3 separate regions of the Homo sapiens genome follow, and regions 1 and 3 are each linked to region 2. Evidence: chromatin loops called from intact Hi-C (ENCODE). Cell type or tissue: endothelial cell of umbilical vein. All regions are shown on one strand. Each heading gives the region's core, and the rest is flanking DNA. Links, peaks and the distances in the headings are about the cores only. Region 1 overlaps MANSC1 (MANSC domain containing 1). Region 2 overlaps BCL2L14 (BCL2 like 14). Region 3 overlaps MANSC1 (MANSC domain containing 1).

What was found. Hi-C counts contacts between places; a loop is a spot of excess contacts. Peaks named below come from ENCODE experiments on the same cell type or tissue, not always from the same donor. Only the 100,000 strongest peaks of a DNase experiment are listed, where the experiment ranks them.
Region 1: a loop joins it to region 2, with 9 times the contacts of the local background. A loop is called at or near these places in 93 of 110 quality-filtered maps.
Region 3: it touches region 2 in a loop (7-fold over the local background); 93 of 110 quality-filtered maps call a loop at or near these places.

Annotation. Positions count from the first base shown.
Region 1 is chr12:12,323,506-12,330,598 of GRCh38, forward strand. It overlaps MANSC1 (MANSC domain containing 1), which reads right to left. Exons shown (of 4, transcript NM_018050.4): 4 at 2,551-7,093. The coding sequence ends at 6,522. Among named protein-coding and RNA genes, the nearest start is that of MANSC1, 23 kb to the right of the region's middle. RefSeq lists an enhancer at 1,802-2,302. In endothelial cell of umbilical vein, for the core only: a CTCF peak has its summit at 4,492 (motif pointing left); a DNase peak (open chromatin) is centred at 4,446; H3K27ac peaks cover 389 bases.
Region 2 is chr12:12,077,613-12,084,705 of GRCh38, forward strand. BCL2L14 (BCL2 like 14) reads left to right here. Exons shown (of 6, transcript NM_138723.2): 2 at 1,687-2,126. The coding sequence starts at 1,694. Among named protein-coding and RNA genes, the nearest start is that of BCL2L14, 10 kb to the left of the region's middle. RefSeq lists a silencer at 4,223-4,517. In endothelial cell of umbilical vein, for the core only: a CTCF peak has its summit at 4,344; a DNase peak (open chromatin) is centred at 4,459; H3K27ac peaks cover 541 bases.
Region 3 is chr12:12,332,308-12,339,400 of GRCh38, forward strand. It overlaps MANSC1 (MANSC domain containing 1), which reads right to left. Exons shown (of 4, transcript NM_018050.4): 3 at 6,113-6,253. It also overlaps the pseudogene RPL23AP66. Among named protein-coding and RNA genes, the nearest start is that of MANSC1, 14 kb to the right of the region's middle. In endothelial cell of umbilical vein, for the core only: a CTCF peak has its summit at 2,271 (motif pointing left); DNase peaks (open chromatin) are centred at 1,374 and 2,194; H3K27ac peaks cover 645 bases.

The DNA of each region.
Region 1 (7,093 bases), core at 2,053-7,052, 250 kb after region 2:
AGTGCGTTCACTTTCACTGCATGATATAGAAGCTGTTCTGTATGCAGCCAAATCACATTACTGCCCATTGCTGAAAGAAATGACCTTCAATGAACGGGTTATAAAATTCACTCATGATCACTTATTGAATGCCTATGTGCCAGACACACTGTTAAGCATGATGGAATCAGAGAAATGTTGCTGTCTAACGTATCCCAGTCTAGTGGGGTAATATATAACCTGATACATTATGATTCCATGGAAGTGTTTCACTAATGGTATAAATCACGAGCTGTGTCAGAAACCCAGGAGGAATTGATACGTCTCCCGGGAGAGTGTGGGGAGACTCTGGTGGAGGTGACGTGTGATCGTGGTCTTGAAGGATGAGCGGAAATTTGCCAAGTGAACAAGGGGGAAAGGAATTTACAAGTAGAGGGAAGAGGATGGCTCGTCAAAGTGTCTGGCAATACTGAGAAATGTTGAAAAGGGTGGTGTAGCTACAGCCCAGGTTTCACGGGACAGAGGTAGCTGCAGTGTGGTTAGGTTGGGGCTAGTGCATGGGGAGCCTTGGTACACCTGCCACGTGCAACTGGTAATCATCCCTAGAGGTACTGGGAGCACAGAGTGTCATGCGTGGAGTTACATGTACTGTGTGCTGTGCTTTTAATGTAACTTGAAGTCGTAAGGAGGGAATATATGATGTGGGAGCAGAGCAAGGAGAAGCAAGTTAGGGAGACCAAACAGGAGGCAGCAGTGGGGACGGCTGACTTTGAGAGGCGTCTTTGAAAGACAATAGGTAATATTTGGTAGACATTGGATGTGGAGGCTGAGGCAGCAGGAGAAACAGAGTATGACTTTGAAGTTGCTCAATACAGGAGATACTGGGTGGCTGGCGGTACTATTAACCCAGATGACAGGACACGGAAACAGGATGGGTTCTCTGCTCCGGCGTGTCCCTGAGGAGTCACTCTTAACTTTGGTACAGGTGATCAGCAACTGGGAAAGTGTATGAAGCCCACTCCAGAATGAGACCACTGACCTCTTCATTTCCATGCTTTCGGCTCAAGGTATCATTCGGCTCAACACCATTTAAAAGCTATCTAGGCTGGGTGTAGTGGCTCACACCTGTAATCCCAGCACTTTGGGAGGCCGAGGCGGGTGGATCACTTGAGGTCAGGAGTTCAAGACCAGCCTGGCCAACATGGTGAAACCCCATCTCTACAAAAAAATTAAAAAATTAGCTGGGTGTGGTGGTGGGTGCCTGTAATCCCAGCTACTTGGGAGTCTGAGGCAGGAGAATTGCTTGAACCCGGGAGGCAGAGGTTGCAGTGAGCTGAGATCGTGCCACTGCACTCCAGCCTGGGTGACAGAGCAAGATGCCGTCTAAAAACCAAAATAAAAAGCTATCTAGGGGCAGGCTTATGCCTGTAATCTCGACACTTTGGGAGGCTGAGGCGGGCAGATCACCTGAGGTCTGGAGTTCAAGACCAGCCTGGCCAACATGGTGAAACCCCATCTCCTTTACTAAAAATACAAAATTAGCTGGCCATGGTAGTGCACACCCATAATCCCAGCTACTCAGGAGGCTGAGGCAGGAGAATCGCTTGAACCCAGGAGCAGAGGTTGCAATGAGCCAAGATCATGCCATTGCACTCCAGCCTGGGCGACAAGAGAAAACTCTGTCTCTAAATAAATAAATAAAAATAAAAGCTATTTAGGGCCAGGCATGGTGGCTCATGCCTGTAATCCCAGCACTTCAGAAGGCTGAAATGGGCAGATTGCTTGAGTCCAGGGGTTTGAGACCAGCCTGGCCAACATGGCAAAACCCTGTATCTACAAAAATACAAAAATTAGCTGGGCGTGGTGGCACATGCCTGTAGTCCCAGCTACTTGGGGGGCTGAGGCAGGAGGATTACTTGAGCCCGAGAGTTGGAGGCTGCAGTAAGCTGTGTTTGCGCCACTACACTCCAGCCTGGGTGACAAAGCAAAATTGTCTCAAACAACAACAACAAAAACAACAACAAAAAGCTTTCTAGAACATTTCCAATCTAGTGCAAACCTCTTTTTGGTTACACCGTGTATCATTCCAGTTATAAGAATGTAAAAAGTGGCAACTCCGGAGCCAGGCTATCTGGGCAAGTGACCTCTGGAAAGGCCCTTAAACTTCGCTGTGTCTCAGTTTCCTTATCTACAGAATAAGGATTAAAATTATTCAAAAGGTTGTTGTGGAATTGAAATGAGTTAGTATATGTAAAAGTGAATCTGGCGCATAGTGTAAGTACTTTCTTTTGTGGAGTCTTGCTCTGTCGCTCAGGCTGGAGTGCAGGGGTGCAATCTTGGCTCACTACAAACTCTGCCCCCGCCACGCCCAGCTAATTTTTGTATTTTTAGTAGAGATGGGGTTTCGTCATGTTGGCCAGGCTGGTTTCGAACTCCTGACCTCAGGTGATCCACCCGCCTCGGCCTCCCAAAGTGCTGGGATTACAGGCGTGAGCCACTGTGCCCGGCCCATAGTGTAAGTACTTTCTAAGTGTTTGCTATCAATAAGTAATAAATCATAGAATACTCGACTGAAAGTGGTACAAATATTAGAGATTTATTATTACAGAACAAGATGGAAGTTGGCAGTTCCAGGGTTTGTCCTGTCAATTAACCAAGGCATCCCGGAGACTGGACTCTTCCTGTACCCACTGCCACGCTCAGTGTGGCAGTGCCTTCTCCCCTCATCATGGCAGGGAGGCCACCACAGCTCCAACAACCAAGTCTTCACATGGTCAGCATCCCAAGCATGAAATAAGGGGATGTGGTTAGAAAGGGCTTTTCTCCTTGTGCAGCCTTCCCTTTACAAGCAAGAAAATCTCTCCTAGAAGTCCCTAGTAGGTTTCCTTTCAGCTAAAACTTGGGTCACAGGCCCATCCCTGAACCTGGCACTTCCAACCTGTAACAAATGAGGCAGAAGTGGGACTAGGGCTGGCTGCTGGGCAGCTGACCGGTAGTGCCCACCACAGTCTGGGAGCCAAAGAGTTCCAAAAGTTCCTCACTCAGGCCAGGGGTAATTGAGAAACAGGCACATAACAGTATTCATCCAGGAGTCCTCAGGTTTTTTAAGAGTTTTTTAGTTTTTTTTTTGTTGTTGTTGTTTTGTTTTTTTTTTTGAGATGGGCTCTCGTTCTGTCGCCCAGGCTGGAGTGCAGTGGCGTGATCATGGCTCACTGCAGCCTCGACCTCCTGGGCTCAAGTGATCCTCCCACCTCAGTCTCCCAAAGGGCTGAGATTACAGATGTGAGCCACTATGTGCCTGGCTAAGAGTAGCTTATTTTTATTTTATTTTATTTTATTTTTTTGAGATAGAGTCTTGCTCTGTCGCCTAGGCTGGAGTGCAATGGAGCGATCTTGGCTCACTGCAACCGCCCCCTCCCGGCCTCAAGCAATTATCCTACCTCAGCCTCCCAAGTAGCTGGGATTACAGGTGTCTGCCACCATGCCTGGCTAATTTTTGTATTTCTGTAGAGATGGGGTTTCACCATGTTGGCCAGGCTGGTCTAGAACTCCTGACCTCAGGTGATCCACCCACCTTGGACTCCCAAAGTGCTGGGATTACAGGCGTGAGCCACCACGCCTGGCCAAGAGTAGCTTTTTAACCTAGGTCAGTATCGTGTTGGTAAAATACGGAGAGAGGATGTTTGAGCAGAAGGACCTACCTCATCTTCTCACCTGTTCTAGGCTGCTACCTTCTCTTTCTACAAACCAAAGGAGGGGGCTCATAACTCAATGGGCCTTGTGGGAAAGGCTAACCAGACTAGTCACTGCTGAATTCCTCTAAGGGATTCCCCTACCCTGACTGCCCTTGCCACAGTTGCACCCACCATCCTAGGGGCAGTAAGTAGAGAGAGCTGTGTGAGAAGAGCACTCTTTCCACTCCAGATGTCCCCTACAACCTATATCCTCACGGCCACTAACAGTTTGGGCCCGTAGCATCACTCATCTGGACCGCTCCCATGTGGTCTCCCCATCACAACAAAGACTGCAGCAAGGTGGACAGAGAACTCCAAGAGAGCCAGGAAAATACCTTTATAAACCATCACAGAAAGCCTGATTTCCACTCGCTAAATCCATTAATAAAGAGAGGAGAAATTTTAAAATTCCAAGGCACCTGGTTACTAATCTGATTCTGGCCTACATGTGGATATTCAATAAATACTTGTTAAGTTAAATTGACTCAAGGTTTTATTTATTCAGCCTACTTAAAGCTTATGTAAACCCCTTGGAGATTTGTGTCAAGCTGTTAAGTTGGAAAATATAAGAAAAGTAGTATTTTCAATAGACCAGCTTTCCTCTTAATGTACTTTATGAACTTAGTGTAAACCAGGGAAATGGGGGAGGGGTACCAGAAGAGCAGAGGGGAAGGAGGTGAGGAGGAAGGAAGAGGTGAGGAGGAAGGAGAAGAAAAGCCTTTTCTGTCATTTCCTGCATTTGTCTTAATTGCTGTACTTATTAACCAGCTACTGCCCTCTAGTGCTCACTGTATTAAGTTCGCATCTGAATTCCATTTTTATCTTTAAAAACTCTGGTGACACTTGGAAGGGATCAAATTTCCTGTTTTGCAGATAAGCAAATTGAAGTCCAGAGGAAAGAGGTATCAAACTGACCCAGGGGACTTCTGGACTCTTTGTTACCTCACCTATAACTTGTCTGGAAAACTTTATTAAAAGCCTTTCTCAGAAATTTTAATTGGTAACCAGTAAAAATTGTAGCATCATGTTAGTGCTAGTTATTATTATTATTATTTTTGAGACGGAGTCTGGCTCTGTTGCCCAGGCTGGAGCGCAATGGTGCAATCTGGCTCACCGCAACCTCCGCCTCCTGGATTCAAACTACTCTCCTGCCTCAGCCTCCCAAGTAGCTGGAACTACAGGCGCCCGCCACCACGCCCGGCTAATTTTTTGTATTTTTAGTAGAGGCGGGGTTTCACCGTGTTAGCCAGGATGGTCTCGATCTCCTGACCTCGTGATTTGCCCATCTCGGCCTCCCAAAGTGCTGGGATTACAGGCGTGAGCCACCGCGCCTGGCCTGTGCTAGTTATTATTTCCAATGTTGTTCTAAATTAAGCTTAGACTGATTGCTGGTCAATTTAAGTAAGGATATAAAATAATAGTGGTACATTTTTAACTTAGTACAAGTTTAGAAAATGTCTATAATACTTCTTTAAAAAGTTAACTAGAGGCCGGGCACGGTGGCTCACGCCTGTAATCCCAGCACTTTGGGAGGCCGAGGCGGGCGGATCACAAGGTCAGGAGATCGAGACCATCCTGACTAACACAGTGAAACCCCGTCTTTACTAAAAATATAAAAAATTAGCTGGGCGTGTTGGCGGGCGCCTGTAGTCCCAGCTACTTGGGAGGCTGAGGCAGGAGAATGGCGGGAACCCAGGAGGCGGAGCTGGCAGTGAGCCGAGATCGCGCCACTGCACTCTAGCCTGGGTGACAGAGCAAGACTCTGTCACACACACACACACACACACACACACACACACACACACACAAGTTAACTAGAACAGATCCCAAGTGGATATGGCCATTTATCAGAACTGACTTATCATTGTCTCCATGTGGGCTAACATTCCGCTAGATTCTCCCAAGTGAAGCTCTTTGCTCACTGATGGGAAAAAGGGGGGGTTGTCATTTTAACGTGGAACGCATATTTTCACCACATAATCATTTTGCTAGTGGAAATAAATGGAAAGTTATCCAGCTGGACATGCTACTTATGAGAACACTACTGAGTAACAAAAGATTTATTCAAATATTTAATTGGAAGGAACTACATCTGGAATAAGTTTTAAAGGAATCCATATAAAAAGAAAAGCAAATCCATTAGAAATTGATATAAACAGTTGATTTTATCTGGAACCAAGAATGTGAATGAATTGGAACCTAGATGTCCTAACCTGTTTCTTTGCATAAAAGCCAGTTGAATTTTGAAATTTATATGGCAATTATACTTTATTACTTTACATAGAGCTTTGTTTTTAGCTAATATTTTAGAGACAGATTACCCAAAATTACCTAATTTGGTTCCCACTTCATTCCTTCTCAAAAACCAAACATAAAACAGAAGGGGGCCAGCTGTGGTGGCTCATGCCTGTAATCCCAGCACTTTGGGAGGCCGAGGAGGGTGGATCACTAGGTCAGGAGTTTGAGACCAGCCTGACCAACATGGTGAAACCCCGTCTCTACTAAAAATACAAAAATCACCCAGGTGTGGTGGCACATGCCTGTAATCCCAGATACTTAGGAGGCTGAGGCAGGAGAATCGCTTGAACCCAGGAGACGGAGGTTGCGGTGAGAGCCGAGATCGTGCTACTGCACTCCAGCCTGGGCAACAAAGCAAGACTCTGTCTCCAAAAAAAAAAAAGGAAAGCAGAAGGGGGCATTTTCCTGTCTTCAAAATACAACCTCCTGCTAAGACTAGCAAGTCAGCAGAAACTCATTGCATTTGGGCTTCTGGTTACTAAATGAATTAAGAGACACCGAGTTCCATCCTTAGATGTCCACATAGATCCCATTGATCAAATAATCCAGTCTTGAGTAACGTTTCCTGCGGAGTGATTCCGAGAGGATTCTACCCAGGAGGACGAGGCCTATCACCAGGAACAGGACACCAAAGAGCAGGGACCCGATAAGAAGCCATTTTTCAAATGGAAGGCCGTACTGATTTTCTGGAACACTGCCCTGGGAGGAACTGCCTGGACTGGCCTCCCTACCTTCCCAGGAAGCAGTTTTATTCATAGTGGAAGACTCCACATTTGACATAGAAAGTGCAGTAGGGTTATACACATTCCCTGTGTTCAAAGTTAGGTTGGAGATTTCTGTAAACGGTATGGTTTCTAAGCTGCCTTTCGAGTCCGTAGGTGCCTGAAAGGTGGTAGTCAGAACTGCTGTTGTAGCCATTGCTTGGAGTGTAGCCGCAGCCCGTGTAAAAACTGTAGAAATGAGGGTCGTGGGAGGCTGAGAAGTGACAGTGGTTACAGGTGGAGCTGTGGTGGCCAGCTGTGGCTGGGAAGTCCCAGAAGGTGTCACTGAAGCATTGGTGGGTAGAAGGGTGGCGGGCTTTG
Region 2 (7,093 bases), core at 1,378-6,377:
GAACCAGGTTCTGTGCAGGAACTTCTCTTGTGTATCTTACACCCTTACAATATCCCTGCAAGATGACTATTATTATTTACAATTTGCCTGCAGGAAGTTCATGTTTGGAGAGATGGAGTAACCTGCCACAGGTCACAAAACTAGTCACTGGCATGGCCACAATCTGAATTTGGGACTGTTAGACTGAGAAGCCCAAGCTAATTCTTGATACGCTCACTGCCTGGGACATTTCACACGGTAGATCTGAGCTTTCTCGCATCTGAGACTAAAAGGAAAATGTAGTCCTTAACAGACAGCAGAAGGAAACAGATTATTAGCAAAAAGAACTGCTTTCCTAGCAGGAAACCAGAGAAGGAGTTATTTCATGTAAGCTCAAGCAAAGGAAATTGAACAAAATCAGTTCTTTATCTATCCTGTTATTCGTATGGAAATAAAGAAGAAATGCTTGCATCCTGTTGTTTTAGTGCTTGTACTGATCTTTTTCAAACATGCCTGTGATCACATCACTCTCTACTCAAAACTTTGAACAGCTCTCCATTGCCTCCATCAGTGTGTTTCAAATTCGTAAAAAGTAAAATAAAATAACAGGATGCTTTTTTCAGATGAAATCTTACATGGCATACCAAATATAGCAAGAAAAAAGAAAGAGAGAGAGAGAGGAGAGAGAAGCCGGGACAAGCTAAAGCAGAGGGTAGAGGGAGAAGGAACCGAGGAAGGGAAGGGTCAGGTCCCAGGCATTTCTCTTCCCTGAATTGGCCTCCCTCTTTTGCCACCTCCCCAGCAAGACCTTTAACTCCACAGTCCACAGCTCATTTTGAAATGTACTGATCAACGTGAGAAAATGCGAAGCTTCAGCCTGATAGTCAAAGACCACCATAATCTGGACCCAAGTGCTAGTTCACTTATTTTCCCTCCACTATTTTCAAGCCCTGGCTATTTGCAAACTGCATACGTATGCTGTCCCAGTTCTCTCACCACTCTTCAAACACATTCTGAATTCACCTATAATCTCCCCTCTGCCCGCCCTGTTGTAGCCCCAATATCCACCCACCTGTCTAACTCCTTCTAGCTTTCCAAAAGCTTTCACTTGCCTCTTTCTTTGAAGCTCACCTATCCCTGCCTTCTAACCTGGCTATCTGCATCTCTGTTAGACCTCTTACTTAGTTCATTAGTTCATTCTCTCTCTGTTGTTTTTTGTTTTTTGAGACGGAGTCTCACTCTGTCGCCAGGCTGGAGTGCAGTGGCGCAATCTCAGCTCACTACAACCCCCGACTCCTGGGTTCAAGCGATTCTTCTGCCGCAGCCTCCCAAGTAGCCGGGTCTACAGGCGTGCGCCACCATGCCTGGCTAATTTTTGTATCTTTAGTAGAGACGGGCTTTCACTGTATAGGCCAGGCTGGTCTTGAACTCCTGACCTCATGATCTGCCCGCCTTGGCCTCCCAAAGTTTTGGGATTACAGGCGTGAGCCACCGCACCCGGCAGTTCATTTTCTTTATGTGGAGTTATCTATGGCCATGTCTCTCTTCCCACCCTAGTAAGACTGTGGCTTTTCCCTCTCTACCCTCCAGCACAAACACAATAGATGTTCAATAAATGTTTCCTGAGTTTTCACCCCTGTCTCTCCTAACCTGCAAAGGGTAAGTGGCCCTGCATAGAAGGGCACAGTGTGGACTTTGTTGTTACAGGCCCAACATGTGTAGCACCAGTGGGTGTGACCTGGAAGAAATCCCCCTAGATGATGATGACCTAAACACCATAGAATTCAAAATCCTCGCCTACTACACCAGACATCATGTCTTCAAGAGCACCCCTGCTCTCTTCTCACCAAAGCTGCTGAGAACAAGAAGTTTGTCCCAGAGGGGCCTGGGGAATTGTTCAGCAAATGAGTCATGGACAGAGGTGTCATGGCCTTGCAGAAATTCCCAATCCAGTGAGAAGGCCATAAACCTTGGCAAGAAAAAGTCTTCTTGGAAAGCATTCTTTGGAGTAGTGGAGAAGGAAGATTCGCAGAGCACGCCTGCCAAGGTCTCTGCTCAGGGTCAAAGGACGTTGGAATACCAAGATTCGCACAGCCAGCAGTGGTCCAGGTGTCTTTCTAACGTGGAGCAGTGCTTGGAGCATGAAGGTAGGCATCTGGGATTTCTTTCTCTCCCGCTTCCTGGTTTTTCCCTTCTTTGTGTCCAGAGTGGTACATCTCTTCTCATGTTGTAAAGTGGCTTTAGAGAAGGCATGCGTTGTGCCTCAGCTTTCCAACTTATTAGTGTTCAATCATAATTGCCCTGCTTTTCTCAAGACTAAAAGGAGTTGCTGCCTGGGCGCGGTGGCTCACGCCTGTAATCCCAGCACTCTGGGAGGCCAAGGCGGGTGGATCATGAGGTCAGGAGATTGAGACCATCCTGGCTAACACGGTAAAACCCCGTCTCCACTAAAAAATACAAAAAATTAGCCGGGCGTGTTGGCGGGTGCCTGTAGTCCCAGCTACTCGGGAGGCTGAGGCAGGAGAATGGCGTGAACCCAGCAGGCGGAGCTTGCAGTGAGCCAAGATGGCATCACTGCACTCCAGCTTGGGTGACAGAGTGAGACTCCGTCAAAAAAAAAAAAATGACTAAAAGGAAATGATGGAAGTTAAGGGTGCTGGGACTGGTTTTCTTTCTCCACTGTCTATAAATAAGCTTGTTTCCCAAATTCCTAGTCCTCTGTACCAGACACCAATATAAAAGAAGGAGGCTAGGCGCAGTGGCTCATGCCTGTAATTCCAGCACTTTGGAAGGTTGAGGTGGGCAGATCATAAGGTCAGGAGTTCAAGACTAGCCTGGCCAACATAGTGAAAACCCGTCTCTACTAAAGATACAAAAAATTAGCCGGGCATGGTGGCGCATGCTTGTATTCCCAGCTACTCGGGAGGCTGGGGCAAGAGAATCGCTTGAACCTGGGAGGCGGAGGTTGCAGTGAGCCGAGATTGCATCACTGCACTCCAGCCTGAGCTACAGGGTAAGACTTTGTCTCAAAAAAAAAAAAAAAAAAGAACGAGCCCTAACCAGGGGCTTGCTTGGGCTGCCTGGGCCGCTGCTCTTCCTAAGTCAACTCATTCGCTCAGGGCCTCTGTGTTTCCATCTGTACATTGGGTACCCCACTCTCTCCACCTCGTATGGTTGATGGGAAGATCAGAGAGCAAGAGTAAAAGGACTCTTGACAAAGTACAAACCATCCTACAAAAACAACTGAGAAGCATTTAGACAAAATCTTCCCTCAGTTGGACAAAATTAATTGTACTTAATGAAACATTTTCACCAGGCACTGAGGCTCATACCTGTAATCCCAGCACTTTGGGAGGCCAAGGTGGGTGGATCGGTTGAGCTCAGGAGTTCAAGACCAGCCTTAGCAACATGGCAAAACCCTGTCTCTACCAAAAAATACAAAAAAATTAGTCAGACATGGTGGTGCACGCCTGTGGTCCTGGCTACTCGGGAGGCTGAGGTGGGAGGATGGCTTGAGCCTGGGAAGTAGAGGTTGCAGTGAGCCAAGATGATGCCACTGCACTCCAGCCTGGGTGACAGAGTGAGAGCCCATCACGTCGATACTCTCAGCACTGTGGGAAACCAAGGCAGGAGGATCACTTGACACCAAGAGTTTGAGATCAGCCTGGCATCATAGCAAGACCCTGTCTCCATTAAAAAATTAAAATAAAAAAATTAGCGAGGCATGGTGGCACATGCCTGTTGTCCCAGCTACTATGGAGGCTGAGGTGGAAGGATCACTTGAGCTCAGGAGGTCAAGGCTGCAGTGAGCGAAGATCACATCACTGCACCCCAGCTCTGGGTGACATAATGAGACTCTGTCTCCAAAAAAAAAAAAAAAAAGACAGTTGCCCTTCATGCGCACACCTTGGCATAAGCATCTTCTTCCCCTTCAACAAAGCCCAGTGCCCAAAGCCCAGATTTTTTTTTTTTTTTTAAGGTGTTTTAGATGGAGTCTTGCTCTGTCGCCCAGGCTGGAGTGCTGTGGTGTAATCTCGGCTCACTGCAAGCTCCGCCTCCCAGGTTCAAGCAATTCTCCTGCCTCAGCCTCCTGAGTAGCTGGGATCACAGGCGCGCACCACCAGGCCTGGCTAATTTTTGTATTTTTAGTAGAGACAGCGTTTCACCATGTTGGTCAGGCTGGCCTCGAACTCCTGACCTCGTGATCTGCCCACCTTGGGCTCCCGAAGTGCTGGGATTACAAGTGTGAGCCACTGCACCCAGCCGCAAAGCCAGATTTTAAAAGAAAGGCCCCCTCCTGCTGAGTTTCATTGGCCTGGGTAACTTGTCAATAATTAGTCAAGAGGTGGCAGTAATGTCTCAGTTTTTAAATGTGACAGTCCTGGCTTGCTTGGAGAATCAGCCCACTCATAGACAGCTTTAGATCACTCACTATGATCAAGGAAACTCCCTTTTCCCATTAGAGTTTCAGATGTTTAGAACAGTGGGAGTTATGGTCAGGATCATCTGAGGGAACCTCATGGCACAGACAGGATGAGGAAATGGGAGTCCCACAAAAAGGGCTTACCAAGGAAACATCCAGGAAGTAGCAGAGCCTGGACTCACCAGAAGTCCAGGCCTCTCCCTAGACTTGTTTCATTTTTACAGCAAGGCATCTGCTCTCTGAACTCTGCCCAGCTAGGGCAGGTCTAGGGCAAGAGGGAGCGGCCCCCTGTGGTCCTTCCCTCCACATCTGCCTCCCCACCCCTCAGCTGCCCTCACCCAGCCATGGCTTCTTCTGCCGGGGGTGGCATCTGGGCTCTGGGGCAAAGAACAGTTTGGAGGCACCTAAATAGGCTTTTCTACTTGGCCTGTACTGTGGACTTTGCCAGCAGACAGAGAAAGCTTTTACAGACCTTAGTCTTCTGGTTTTTCCTGAGATAAATTGCATTCTGTATTTCAGTATTTACTGGAGTGTCATTTGACATTTTTTTTATTTTCTAAAATTTCAAGAGAAGCTTTTATTTCTTTTTTCAGTAGGGAAAGAAAACTTTTATGTGAGATTGAGAATTAAAGATTACATTCAAAAACACTTAGGTGATGTGTTAATGTGCTGAATAGCTGAATAGTACCTATGGCTGAATAATATTCTCCATAAAAAATGAAAAATGATTACCTCCTAAGAAGGCTTTAAACACATATTTACAGCTTATCTTCCCTTATCACCTTTCTCCTCACGCTTGCATTTAGTCAGTTAATTGTGTGTTTTTTACTTGTGTTACTTGTGTCGGTTTTACATTGAGCGTGATCCAAGAGAGCCTCACATTCTATTTCTATTTTGCCACATACAAATCAGGCCTTGCAAATTTGGTTTCTCCTGGGTTCTTTTTTGTTTGTTTGTTTGTTGTTTTTGAGACAGAGTCTTGCTCTGTCACCCAGGCTGGAGTGCAGTGGCCTGATCTCGGCTCACTGCAACCTCTGCCTCCTGGGTTCACACCATTCTCCTGCCTCAGCCTCCCGAGTAGCTGGGACTACGGGCGCCCACCACCACGCCCGGCTAATTTTTTGTATTTTTAGTAGAGACAGGGTTTCATCGTGTTAGCCAGGATGGTCTCGATCTCCTGGCCTCGTGATCTGTCCGCCTCAGCCTCCCAAAGTGCTGGGATTACAGGCGTGAGCCACCGTGCCTGGCCTCACCTGGGTTATTTTAACTGTAAGTCACTATGTAGCCTTGTACAGCCACTGCCAGGCCTCAGTACCGGGCTTACATGGGAACTGTGAGATTATGTCCCAAGACCAAACTCTGTTAGGAAGAGGCCTCAGGATGCAGAGAAATGGACAATAACACCAGTTTTAAAGACTACCAACCCAGGCTCTTTCACTTGTGAATCTTTTGTTTCTCCATAGCTACGATTTGCTCACGTGGAATGTTATAGTTAAGGTGAGGTTCAGCGATATACAGTGGAACACTCAAATACCCATGGCTTAAATAATATACAGGTTTGCTTTTCTCTCCTTTAAAAGAGGACAAAAGTTTGGCAGCTCAGGCATGATATGACAGCTCCACAAAGTTATTAAGAATTTCTGGGAATGGCCAGGCAGGGTGGCTCATGCCTATAATCCCAGCCCTTTGGGAGTCTGAGGTGGGCAGATCACTTGAGCCAAAGAGTTTGAGACCAGCCTGAGCAACATGACAAAACCCCGTCTCTATTAAAAAAAATACAAAAATTAGCCAGGCGCCATGGTGCGCGCCTGCAGTCTCAGCTACTCGAGAGGCTGAAGGAGGAGAATCACTTGAGCCTGGGAGGCGCAGGTTGCACTGAGCTGAGATCACACCATTGCACTCCAGCTTGGATGACGGGGTGAAAAAAAGAATTCCTGGGAATTCTGCCATCCCTCAGCTCGTGGCTTCCACCTCAAAGTCACCTTATATTCTAAAGGTGGCTGTTGGGGCTTCACCCATCATGTCTACATCTCAGGCAAGAATAAAAAGGAAGCAAAGGAAGGGCAAAGGGTGCCTTCTTTCTAGGTAATTCAGCTCCCTTTTATTTTATTATTATTTTTTAATCTTTTGTAAAGATGGGGTCTGTGTTACCCAGGCTGGTCTCGAACTCCTGGCCTAAAATGATGGCCTCGCCTTGGCCTCCCAAAATGCTGGGATTACGGGCGTGAGCCACCGCACCCAGCCTTAGCTCCCTTTTCGAGAGCTTTCTTGAAACTGCCCCCAGCTTCTGACATCTCATTGGCCCTTCCCTACTGCAAGGGAGCCCAGGGAATATAGTTTGTTCAGCTGGGTTCATTGCTGCCCCTCACATTTTAGAGGTCTGTTACTAAGGAAGAAGAAGAAAGTGGATACTGAGTGGGAAAGAGCAGTCCATAAGGAAGTCACACCCCAACCCCCTGCCCTTTCTCTTTAAAACAAATGCCTCAGACCACAGGCGAAATGGGACCTTCCGACCCTGTTGGCCTGCTCTTCCTGGCGCCACGATGACCCCCAAAACAGACTCCAAGGAACAGACAGCCTTTCTGTCTTCTCCCCACCCCATCCAGTGTTCCCTCGCCTATCAGACAGGACCAAGTCTGACAAGGATATAATCTTTTCTTTTTCATGTTTTAAAATTAAAATATCCAAGAT
Region 3 (7,093 bases), core at 130-5,129, 250 kb after region 2:
TTCCTACAGACGGATCCAGAGGCAGCTACGGATTCATGCCATCTCGTGACTACTCTCTAAGCCTTACCCCTCTGAGAGGTTCTTTGCACTGTCACTCTGTCACTTATTCGTCCATCTAGGACAGGGCTCAGCAAACTACGGCCTGATGGACAAATCTGGCCTGCCATCTGTCTTTGTATGACTTGCAAGCTAAGAATGGTTTTTACGTTTTTTAAAATTTTTATTTGTTTTGAGACAGAGTCTCACTCTGTCGCCCAGGCTGGAGTGCAGTGGTATGATCTCGACTCACTGCAACCTCTGCCTTCCAGATTCAGGCGATTCTCCTACCTCTGCCTCCTGAGTAGCTGGGATTACAGGCGCGTGCCACCACACCTGGGTGATTGTTCTATTTTTAGTAGAGGTGAGGTTTCACCATGTTGGCCAAGCTGGTTTCAAACTCCTGACCTCAGGTGATCCACCCCCTTCGGTCTCCCAAAGTGCTGGGATTATAGAGGTGAGCCACCATGCCTGGCCAGTTTTTATATTTCTTTTAATGGCTGAAAAATAATCAAAAGAAAATTGTGTGACACAGGAAAGGTATACAAAATTCAAATTTCTGTATTTCAAAACCTAAAGTACTGGTGTGAAAAGCCTAAAATACTATTTGGCCCTTGGCAGAAAAAGTTGGTGGACATCTGCTCTAGGATATAGTATTCTACTCTAAAGTAGAATTTGGGTCAAATGAAATATATTTGAAAATATATATATATATATTTTTGAGACAGGGTCTTGCTCTGTCACCCAGGCTGGAGTGCAGTGGCACAAACACAGCTCACTGCAGCCTCAACCTCCTGGGTTCAAGCAATCCTCCCACCTCAGCCTCTTGAGCAGCTGGGGCCACAATGCCATGCCACCATGCCCAGCTAATTTTTGTATTTTTTGTAGAGACAGAATTTTGCCATGTTGCCCAGGCTGGTCTTGAACTCCTGGAATCAAGCAATCCGCCCACCTCAGCCTCCCAAAGTGCTGGAATTACAGGTGTGAGCCATCATACTTGGCCTATAATTCATTTTAAAGTTAAAAAAGAAAAAGACTGTTTAAGTAAACACTCTGTGATGTGTGTGAAATCAGAACTTAAATATGGCCATTGACAAGAATGGCCAAAACAGCTGTTTTCTTTCTCAAGCATGCAAGCTCATAAATAAAGCAAAGCTAGGGCCAGTCCCACTTCTTGATAAGATTCCTCTGTTGGCAGAGGTCCTAGAACCACAAAGGGATCCTCCACACCTGCTCCATTCGCCTCACCCACTCATGTTTGCCATTGGGGCATGGTGCTTCCTCTCAGTCACGCAGAGATGAGCCACAAAGGGAGCTGCAAAGCAGCTCAGCGCCCTTAACTCCTCTTTGGAGTTTTATTTTCAAACGACTTCACTGAGTTGAAAAATGAGAGACTGACTATTACTGGGACCCCAGCTGAGCAAACAGACTCCCAATTTATTCTATGTCTGAATTCTCCTATTCTTCCAGTCCTTGGTAAAAATGACATGCCATGAAGCTGCCAACAACAACAATAAAAGATTAAATACCAAACTGCAATGGCTTTAGAGAATGAACAGAATCCACTGTCATCTTTCAAACTCTTGGTCCGTAAATATTAGTCAATGGGATATAGGAAATAGAGGCTGGGCACGGTGGCTCATGCCTGTAATCCCAGCACTTTGAGAGGCCGAGGCAGGATGATTGCTTGAGGCCAGGAGTTTGAGACCAGCCTGGGCAACATACTGAGACCCCCCCATTGCTACAAAACATTTTAAAAAATTAGCCTGGCATGGTGGTGCATTATCTGTAGTCCCAAATACTTGGGAGGCTGAATGGAGAGGACTGCTTGAGCTCAGGAGGTGGAGGCTGCAGTGAGCCATGATCGCGCCGCTGCAGTGAGCCATGATCGCGCCACTGCACTGCAGCCTGGGCAACAGAGTGAGATGCTGCCTTAAAAAAAAAGAAAAAAAAAAAGAGAGAGAGAGACAGAAAAGAAAAAGAAATAGAGTTCTTCCAGAAACAAACCACCAAACAGATAATCTGTATTTAATTTCACTCCAGGCAGGAGGCAGATAATTCATTTTTAATGGGGTAATATGAATTCATCAACATGGACAGATTCATACACAGAATTACAAACACAACTTGCACACATCCTGTAGATATAAACAGTCCTTTGCATACTATGTCCGGGGTTGGTGCCACGTTGCCCCTAGGTGTCCATCAACCTGCTCAGGGGCCGGCAACGCCCCCTGGTGGCTGCCACAAGAACAGTTTAATTCTAATTTCACTTCATTACCTTCACACTCGCCCTAAAAAGATTTATGCACATGCCAAGTTCCCTTTTTTCCGTTCCCATTGGCAAGGAACTTCATCCCATACATGCTCTTTTATATGTGCATTACAAAAGTAACAACACTCCAGAAGTATTAGAAAACAAATTCAGCTGTAATTTCTATCATCGTATCCTAACAACAATTATTTACACAATACTCTGTGCTTCACGCTCCTGTTTGAGAGGATGTTTGACCCATCAGGCTTCCCTGGCACATGAACAAAACTCAGACACAGCCTCAGCTAGGGGGCAAAGCAGTGTCAACACGCAGGCACCCTGGGCAGTATCATTCCCCGAAGCCCCTCATACTTAATGCAGTCAAGAGAGAACCCTAGATTCCACTCCACCTAGATTCCATTCCACAACCCTAAAACTACTCAAGTTTCCCCCAGTGCAGCAAATGGTGTCACCATTCATCTGGATGCTCAAGGCAAAAACTAGGACTTGGCCTTGATGGTTCTTTTTTTCTGGTTCCCCAGACCCACACCACCAGCAAGTCCTGTCAACTCTACTTCGGAATAGCCCATATGTCCACTACTCTCTCCATCTCGCCCGCCACTCCCTGTTTCTTCACCCAGATCTCACCTGCGCCTCCTAACCAGTCTTTCCATTTCCACTTTGCTGCTGTGTCACTGTCCATTCCCAAGAGGGCGGCTACGGTGAGCTTTGAGAAATCACCTTTTTTTTTTCTTCTCCCCGAGACAGAGTCTTGCTCTGTCGTGCAGGCTAGAGTGCAGTGGCGCAATCTCAGCTCACTGCAACCTCTGCCTCCTGGGTTCAAGCAATTCTCCCGCCTCAGCCTCCTGAGTAGCTGGGATTACAGGCACGCACCAGCACACCCGGCTAATTTTTGTATTTTTAGTAGAGACGGGGTTTCACCATGTTGGCCAGGCTGGTCTCGAATTCCTGACGTTGTGATCTGCCCGCCTCAGCCTCCCAAAGTGCTGGGATTACATACATGAGTCAGGAGGTCAGGAATTTGAGACCAGCCTGGCCAACATGGCGAGACCATGTCTACTAAAAATACAAAAATTAGCCAGGCATGGTGATGCTTGCCTGTAGTCCCAGCTACTCAGGAGGCTGAGGCAGGAGAATCACTTGAACTTGGGAGGCAGAGGTGGCACTGAACCGACACTGCATCACTGAACTCCAGCCTGGGTGAAAAGAGTGAGACTCCATCTCAAAAAAAAAATAAAAATAAAACTCCCAACAGCTTCCCACCACACACCTAAAAACTCCCGGCCGGGCACGGAGGCTCATGCCTGTAATCCCAGCACTTTGAGAGGCCGAGGTGGGTGGATTACCCGACATCAGGAGTTCGAGACCAGCCTGGCCAATGTGGTGAAACCCTATCTCTACTAAAAATACAAAAATTAGCCACGTGTAGTGGCATATGCCCCTCCTAAGGCGGAGGTTGCAGTGAGCTGAGATCGCGCCACTGCACTCCACCCTGGGCAACAGAGTGAGACTCTGTCTCAAAAACAACAACAACAAACAAAAAAACTCCCTCCTATGACTTACAAGGTGTTATGTGATCTGGCCCTCCCCACCGTTTTGCATATCACTCTCTGCGTATTTCACAATGAGTCAACCAGCTGGGATTGGAGTGTTGGTTTTTCAAACACTCCAAAGCATTCTGCCTGAGGACCTTGGACTTGGAAGGTCTTCCCCTGATCTCCTCACATCTGGCTCCTCACTATTCAGATCTCAGTTTAGGGGTTACAACTTTACTTACTGATTGTCTATTATACCGTCCTGTCTCAATTCTGTGCATAGCACTTGTGACTATATTTTTCTTGATTATTTATTTATTATGGTTATTGTCTCTCTCCCCTAAAACATAAGTTCCAGAAGGGAGAACCTTGTTTTCCTATTTTTTTTTTAGAGATAGTATCTCACTTTGTCACCCAGGCTAGAGTGTAGTGGCATGAACACAGCTCACTGCAGCTTTGACCTCCTGGTCTCAAGGAATTCTCCTGCCTTGGCCTCCCAAGTAGCTGGGACTACAAGCTCATGCCACCATGCCCGGCTAATTTTTTTAATTTTTTGTGGATATGAGGTCTCATCATGTTGCCCAGGCTGGTCTCTAACTTCTGGGCTCAAGTGATCCTCCCACCTCCCAGAGTGCTGGAATTATAGGCATGAGCTACCACATGGCCAGAACCTTGTTTTTCATGTTTAGTGTTGTTTCCTTAGGGCATAGAAAGTACTTGGCACATAGGAGATGCTAAATAATATTTGTTATTTATTGAACAAATGAACAAGTAGAATATTAAAAATCAAGAGTATGATGATAACTTTCTAAAACTTAAATAAAAGAAAAATTGAAGCTGGGTGTAGTGGCTCACGCCTGTAATCCCAGCACTTTGGGAGGCTAAGGAGGGTGGATCACCTGAGGTCAGGAGGTGAGACCAGCCTGGCCCACATGGTGAAACCCCATCTCTACTAAAAATACAAAAAAAAAAAAATAGCTGGGCATGGTAGTGGGTGCCTGTAACCCCAGCTACTTGGGAGGCTGAGGCATGAGAATTGCTTGAAGCCAGGAGGTGGTGGTTGCAGTGAGCTGAGATCGCACCACTGCACTCCAGCCTGGGCGACAGAGTGAGACTCTCTCTCAAAAAACAACAACACTCATGCCTGTAATCCCAGCACTTTGGGAGGCCAAGGCAGGCGGATCACGAGGTCAGGAGATTGAGACCATCCTGGCTAACACGGTGAAACCCCATCTCTACTAAAAGTACAAAAACAAAATTAGCCGGGCGTGGTGGCGGGCACCTGTAGTCCCAGTTACTCAGGAGGCTGAGGCGGGAGAATGGCCTGAACCCGGGAGGCGGAGCTTGCAGTGAGCCGAGATCGCACCACTGCACTCCATCCTGGGCAACAGAGTGAGACTCCATCTCGGAAAAAGCAAACAAACAAGCAACAACAACAACAAACCCCACTAAATTCTGTAATTCTGATTTTATGCAAATACTGTCTATGAAGGGTCCACAGAATTACCTAAGCAACATTAATTTGTTTTCACCTTTTTTATATGGATAATCTCAAAAAAAAGAAAAATTGATACTGAAACCACTTCAACTTGAAAAATTAACAAGCCAAAGTCTCAGCAAAACATATCCCAGGAATTATATTAATTTTTTTGCTATTTATTTTCCATTCTGAATTAATATGTAAGTTCCATGAACATGGAGATTGTAGTTCTAGTGCTTTGGACAGAATCTGGCACATGGTAAATGTTTAATAAATATTTCTTGAATGAATTTCCTTTCCAGTCTAGACAATAAAATCCAGTGAGTTTGATTTCAGACGAGATTGGGTGCGTTCAGGGTGGTATGGCCATAAAAAGTTTGATTTCAGATAATGTGATTATAATGGGAACTTAATAACAAATATACTAGAACTTTCTATATTAACACAAGTCTTCACCCTTTCAAAACAATCACCCTGGAGACCTGTATACTTATTCCAGTGTTGCCGACCTTGTTCTAAAGAGGTGCTTCAAAAACGTTTCATACAAGGTTTGTGTGTCTTTTATCTCATGAAGGTAAAAACAGAAACAAACCAGAACAAATACTACCATGGCTTTCATTGGAAATCAAATTTTGGTTTAATAAATTGAATTTCCAGTCATGAGATTTTCTGATATGTCTGGTACCCCTTCTGGTAGTTTTATTTAGACTCTTGTAGAAAATCTTTCACATGAACCAGTCTTAAATTATTCCAATCACAAAAGAAAAAGTATAATGCTTTCATTACCTGTAATTATCCTGTAACTCATAAGTCCTTTTGCTGGTTTCAATGGACAGGCTTCCTCGTTGGGACAGAAAAATAGGTAGCAGTTGGGTTGTCTAGCTGTTTTTCGAGTGTCGAAGATCATCAAGTTACATGCTTTGTCCCCTGCAATGAAAGGTTTCATAAGCATGATTTTGAAATGCGATTTTCTAAAGAGTAGGGCAAGTAGGAAAAACTTCACTTATTATGGAGTCCAACACAAACACCTTTGTTCATTTTGTTCACTTGCTTGCTGACCGCTGAATCATTTCCTTTTCCTTAGCTTAGTTGCTTAAGGCAATTTTAAAAAACATTGGGTTTAGCTTTTTTTTTTTCACAAGGTGGCACCGAAGGCGAAGAAGGAAGCTCCTGTCCCTCCTAAAGTCAAAGCCAAAGCAAAGTCTTTAAAGGCCAAGAAGGCAGGGCTGAAAGGCATCCACAACCACACACACACAAACACACACACACACACACACACACACACCCCTAAGACCTGCATGTCACTTACCTCCAGCAGCTCAAGACACTGTGGCTCCAGAGGCAGCCCGAGTATCCCGGGAAGAGTGCTCCCACATGTTTGACCACTCTGCCATCATCAAGCCCTGACTACTGATGTGCTATGAAGATAGAAGACAACCACACACTGGTGTTCACTGTGGATGCCAGGGCCGGCAAGCACCAAAGAGGCTGTGAAGAGGCTCTCTGACACTGATGTGGCCAAGGTTACACCCTGAGCAGGCCTGATGGAGAGAAAGAGGCATGCGCTCTGCTGGCCCCTGCCCACAATGCTTTGCATGTTGCCTACAAAACTGGGATTATTTATTTTTTTTATTTTTTATTTTTTGAGATAATGTCTTGCTCTGTCGCTCAAGCTGAAGTGCAAATGCAGTGGCATGATTTCAGCTCACTGCAACCTCCACCTCCCAGGTTCAAGAGATCCTCCCACTTCAGCCTCCCGAGTAACTG